2 separate regions of the Mus musculus genome follow, and region 1 is linked to region 2. The links are chromatin contacts, found by Hi-C or POLR2A ChIA-PET in ENCODE. All regions are on one chromosome and are shown on one strand. Each heading gives the region's core, a stretch centred on a gene start or an enhancer-like site at or near the end of the contact. The rest is flanking DNA. Distances are from core to core; before and after follow the strand shown. Region 1 overlaps Fam178b (family with sequence similarity 178, member B). Region 2 overlaps Fam178b (family with sequence similarity 178, member B).

Region 1 (2,700 bases), core at 182-2,681, 44 kb before region 2:
CTGATAGTTTAAGGCCAGCCTGGTCTACATAGCAAGTTTCAGGTCATTCAGGAGTACACAGTGGGACCCTGTCTCAGAAAAAAAAAAAAAGAAATTGAATTTTGTTGAAAGTCTTTTTTACATCTGTTGAGATAATCGTGTAATTCTGTCCTTTAGTCCATTTATGCAAGTTATTACATTTATTGATTTGCATGTGTAAAGTCATCCCTGCATCTCTGGAATAAATCCAACTTTATCATGGCAAATCATCTTCCTCCTGCCCACCCCATCCCCCCCCCCCCCAGACAGGGTTTCTCTGTGTAGCCCTGGCTGTCCTGGAACTCACTCTGTGGACCAGGCTGGTCTCAAATTCAGAAATCTGCCTGCCTCTGCCTCTCAGTGCTGGGATTAAAGGTGTGCGCCACCACTGCCCGGTGCAAATCATCTTTTTATAGGCTTATTTGTGTCATTTTAAATTATAAAACTTGTGTTTGCCGGGCATGGTGGCGCACGCCTTTAAACCCAGCACTCAGGAGGCAGAGGCAGGCGGATTTCCGAGTTCAAGGCCAGCCTGGTCTACAAAGTGAGTTCTAGGACAGCCAGGGCTATACAGAGAAACCCTGTCTCGAAAAATAAAACAAAAAACTTGTGTTTGTGTCTGCATGTGGGCACATAAGTGCAGGTGTTCTTGGAGGCCAGAAGAGGGCGTCAGATGTCTTAGAGCTGAAGTTACAGGTGATGGGGAACCACCCGACATGGGTGTTGGAAACTGAACTTGGATCTTCTAGAAGGCAGCAATAAGTGCTGTTAACCAATGAGCCATCTCTCCAGACTGATAGATTTTAACATCTCAATCAGTGGGAACTAGCAGCTTCCCAAGAGTCAGTGTCTGGAAGAGCCATTCTCCCCTGCTGCTAAGCTTGCAATAGTGCCGCTGTCTTCTGTAGCTGGCATGGAGCTCCAGCGACCACAGGACAAGAGCTCTGGGTATTTAGGAGAGTTGGTGTGCAGGGGCTCCTGGCCACCTCACCCCTTGTCATCAGCCGCACACACTGTTCTCTAATGACAGCAAGTTTTCCTTTGCTTAGTGGGACTCATACTTGGCTACATATTAATACTACTTGGGAGCTTTTAGATGCTATGTGTCTTTCTTGTTTACACCTTACTCATAAAGGCAGAGTCTCTTTATTCTTTTCTTTTCTTTTTCTATTTTGTCTTTTTTGACACAGGGTTTTTCTGTGGCATAACAGCCCCGGCTGTCCTGGAACTCACTCTGTAGACCAGGCCTGCCTCCAACTCAGAGACTCACCTTCCTCTGTCTCCCAAGTGCCTGGAATTAAAGGCATAAGCCACTACGGCCCAGCCTGGTTTCCAGTTTTTATCAAGTATGGCTAAGCCTGCTAGAAACACATGCAGCGTCTCACAGGCCCTGCTTTCAGCTCAGCTGGCTAGCTCCCAAAGAGCAGCATAGTCGGGTCTCCTTGTAAAGGCGTGTTGAGCTTTGTGAGAAACACTGCACTGTCTTCCAAAGTAGTGAATGAAGACTCCTCTCACTCTGGATCCTTGCCAGGATATGGTTCTATTTTGTCTCCTAGAGAGCAGGCATAGTCCAAAAATGTCGGGTTCGGAACCCCAGAATGAGGGCCTGCTTTAGGCCCACATGCCAGAACAGCGCCGGGAAGCCTTTTTCAATCCGAATCACTTTGAGGCCGGTGTGTGACGTTAGAAGGGTGGGATTTGTTACTGTCACTAAGATCCCCACGTTGTTCAGAGCAGTACACCTTTAGATGATGTCCTACTTGGCTTTAACTGTCAAGTTGACATAACCTACAGTAACCTAAAGGGATTCTCAATCAAGGGATTGCCCACAGCAGAGCGACCTGTGGACATGTCTGTGGGAGATGGTGTTTTGAGGAGTGATGTGACAGAACCCCAGCTCCAACCTACAGGAGCAACACAATTCCCTGGGCAGATGGTCTTGGGCTTTTTCAGAAAGCTAACTGAGCATTAAGTCTGAGAGAGTAAGCCACCAGGCAGCCTCCTCTGTGGTTTCTGCTTTCTTACTTGAGTTCCTGCCCCAACTTCCCTCAGGGACAGACTGTGATCTGGAAGTGTCAGCCAAATACACCCTTTTTCCTTCTAAGTTGCTTTCAGTCACAGTGTTTTCTCACAAAAGAGAGAAGAGAGGGAAACTGGAACAGATGGCAAAGTAAGAAGAAACTGTCTGAACTGGACACACGCCCCTCAGAAAAGATGCAGTGACCTCAGCCATTAGAGATATGCAAATCAACGCTGTGAGTGGTCTCATCTCACCCCGCCCCCCACAAGAATGGCTGACATCAGGAAGTCAAACAATATCCAGGCAGGGTAGCACATGTCTCTGGTTCCAGTACTTGGGAGGCAGAAGCAGGCAGGTCTCTGTGAGTTGAACCTAGTCTACATAGCAAGTTCCAGGCCTGTCAAGGCTATATAGTAAGAAAGAAATTATATCATTTTGAGGAAAATGGGTAGAACTGAAGATCATCATGTTAAATGCATCAAGCCAGACTCAGACAAACATATTTTCTCTCACATATGGACCTCAGGCATCTGTGTGTATGTGTGTGTGCACGTATACATGCAAGTTCATGGAATACATGTAAGAAAATGTCATATTTTCCAAAATGAATATATGGTTTAAAAAGAAAGAGGAAAATGCCTGGAGCCAAGATGTGATAGCTG
Region 2 (2,700 bases), core at 58-2,557:
CTCTTTAGATGAGCCAGACTTAGGTGAACCCAGGGTTACATGCACAGTGTGACAAAACCCCAGTGTCACTTTCCCCAATGCTTGCCTGTACCCTATGGTGCATTCCCAGAGAGGTTCCCTGTTGCCTTTGTGGGAAACCCTGGGTTGACCTCCTTTTCCTCGGCCACCCTGGCCAGGGCTAAAGAAAGAACATCTGTCCCAGAGTCAAGTCTCACTGGCTTGGTGTAGACCATGATTGGCTGGTCCAGGTCACATGTGTTCTGCTGGAGTCAACTCTGTAGACACCACCATGGAACAGTTTGGCCTAAATGTAGGGGACAGGAAGCTAGGCCAGTCTTAAAATGGAAGGGGTATGTCCTAGGTACCTAGAAACTTTGGGCTGTATAGTACACCCTGTTCTTGTCATGGGTTTTGAGAGAAACCAGCTCTCTTTACAGATGGCCAGTTCCAGTTACTCCTTGAAGAGCTCCACATGCTCACTCATGCCCTCAGGCCCACATGCTGATATGCACACACATGTGTAAACCTGAACTCACACACATAGACTCCTGCAGCAAGAGATTATGGGCAGAGCTGGGTTTTCTGCCTAGAGTCCTGTGGGATCAGGGTCTCTGGTCCCAGCTGGAGAAGCAGCTGCCTATCATCTTACTTGCCCTAGCCCCCACCCCAGGAACCCAGAGAGGAAGGGTGGGCAGGGTGGCATCACTCTCCCAAGGATTTGCTCATAGTCCCGAGGTTCCTCCCTAGGGAGACACGTGTGCTGTAGTCCAGCTGTCAGGATGGCAGCACTTTAGACATGCCCTCAGCCTTCCTGAATATTATGTCCCACCCCTATCTCCTGTGCCAGAGCTTCCCAGCTCCCACCCAGTCCTCAGAGCAGAAACCCTCAGGGCCCATTCTCAAAGTTGAAATAGAACTTACAAGAGGATTCCACTGTGAGAGGTCTCAGAGCTTATTTTCTGGGAAGTTAGAACAGCTCAGGCTCACACTGAGGAAATGTCGGGGGGGGGGGAAGCTGTGGGGGTATATGGGTATATCCTGGGCCTCTCAAATCCTCTAGCACCCTGGGAAGATTCCTCCCTCCCGTCTCTGGACCCAGCTGGGGTCCTAAGAGCAACTTTTCACATAGTGCTTGTTCCCAGCAGCTGAGCAGGAAGTCCTGTTCCTGTCTAGATGCTACCAGCCTGTCCTCTCTCACCCTAAAGTGGCCGCATCACTGTTCCATTTTCAGGGCTCCACCCACCCACATGGCCCATCACTTTCGTTTGCAGAATAGGGTGGCCTGCCCAGCCCTACCCAGTGGTGAATCTGGCAGGATGTGCCTGTGACGTCTGCTGCCTGGCCTCTTGACCCTGTATCTTCAGGGACTCTGGGCTAGGAAGGGTATTATGTCACACGTCTCATTTCCTAGCAGTTAATTATGTGTCTCATCATTTCCTACGTGCTAGGACTAGTGACCAATGCCCTGTCCTGGGCAGAGTCACTTTGGAAGCCAGCTTTTCTTTCAGAACAGATGTCTGCTTGCAGCCCTCTGCTTGCTTTCTAATCTAGTGCCTGCCAAGGCCAAGGTCAGGAACATAACCTTGGACCTGGAGCTGCATGGACAAGGAGAGCAGCTTGTAAGTGTGCACACAGAACAGAGAAGAAATGATGTCCTACCAATCCAAGATGGCAGGTGCAAAGTGCCAGTGTTCAGATAAGGCAGACTCAGAAACATGCATGCCCTGTGCTTTGGAGGACTCCTGAGATGCTAGAGCCCCGCTTCTCTCCTTGAGCTGAAACTCTTGGTTTGGTGCTAAATGATGTTGCTGTTTGCCCAACCACAGGAGCACAGGCTGATGGACCCCATCTACACAGAAACAGCCGGGCCTCTGCGGCTTGTCTCTCAAGATATCCGTGGACTCAGATCCAGAAGTTCTCAATGCCATCTCTATTTAGAACTGTTATACAAGTGCACGTGTGCGTGTGCACCTGCACTCGCACACACCCGCGTGCACACATACCCGCACGCGCGCGTGCACATGCACAGAATGTCTCCTGATGAAGATCCCAGACATCTGCTTCTTGCTAGATTTTTCCCTCACTGGACATGCTAGGGATCTAGCCAAGCTTGAGCTTAGACATATGCTGAGACATAGGGTTACCAGGCCTTCTCTGAATGTCCCCTCTGTACGCCAGGTTGCTGTGATACTAGATTTTAAATTTAATTTTAAAAGGCAAATGAATCAGAGTCCACCTCTCACACAGGTGACCTAGTGATCAGCTCAGCTTCTAGAGCTCAGCTTCAGCCGATGTGCTCTCATCGGTCCCCGGGAGGACCCACGTGAGGCAGGAGTGGTACTTATCACAGGATTCTTCTGGGATCGGTAGTCAGGCTGGGCTGGGCTGGGCTGGGCTGGGCCTCCAGACCTTGGAGACTGAGCTGAATGCACATTCCCCAGGGTAACCACCAGCCAGGGCCTGTGATGTCAGAGGCAGAAACAGGGTAGGTAGTCCTGGCATCCTGGAGCTGCCGAGCAGGTGCCAACACCTGCCAGCTGAGCCTGCGCCTCAGCAGCATGGCTTAGAGAGTTACGGCCTGTGCATCTCGCCCATCCTTCTTCCTCAGTATTCCTGGGCTAGCCTCAGCTCTCCCCTGCTCCTCCCCACCTAGCACTGCCTAAAGCCTGGCTGGACCTACTTCCAGAATCTGCTTGCCCA

What was found. A loop is a pair of places that touch in the nucleus more often than their neighbours do. ChIA-PET counts read pairs that join two places held with the same protein, here RNA polymerase II (POLR2A).
Region 1: a map of gastrocnemius shows a loop between it and region 2 (5-fold over the local background). The contact joins two enhancer-like sites. A Hi-C loop is called at or near these places in 4 of 37 maps with a recorded cell type or tissue (CH12.LX, adrenal gland, gastrocnemius and 1 more). POLR2A ChIA-PET finds 5 or more read pairs at or near these places in 2 of 5 experiments (both embryonic stem cell).

Annotation. Positions count from the first base shown.
Region 1 is chr1:36,614,153-36,616,852 of GRCm38, reverse strand. The region is part of intron 7 of Fam178b (family with sequence similarity 178, member B); the gene reads left to right. Among named protein-coding and RNA genes, the nearest start is that of Sema4c, 57 kb to the right of the region's middle. Within about 2 kb of position 1,431, at least 1 of the 3 ENCODE cell types and tissues checked has a DNase peak (open chromatin) inside an H3K27ac peak, as active enhancers do.
Region 2 is chr1:36,570,403-36,573,102 of GRCm38, reverse strand. All of the region lies in intron 13 of Fam178b (family with sequence similarity 178, member B), which reads left to right. Among named protein-coding and RNA genes, the nearest start is that of Sema4c, 13 kb to the right of the region's middle. Within about 2 kb of position 1,307, at least 1 of the 3 ENCODE cell types and tissues checked has a DNase peak (open chromatin) inside an H3K27ac peak, as active enhancers do.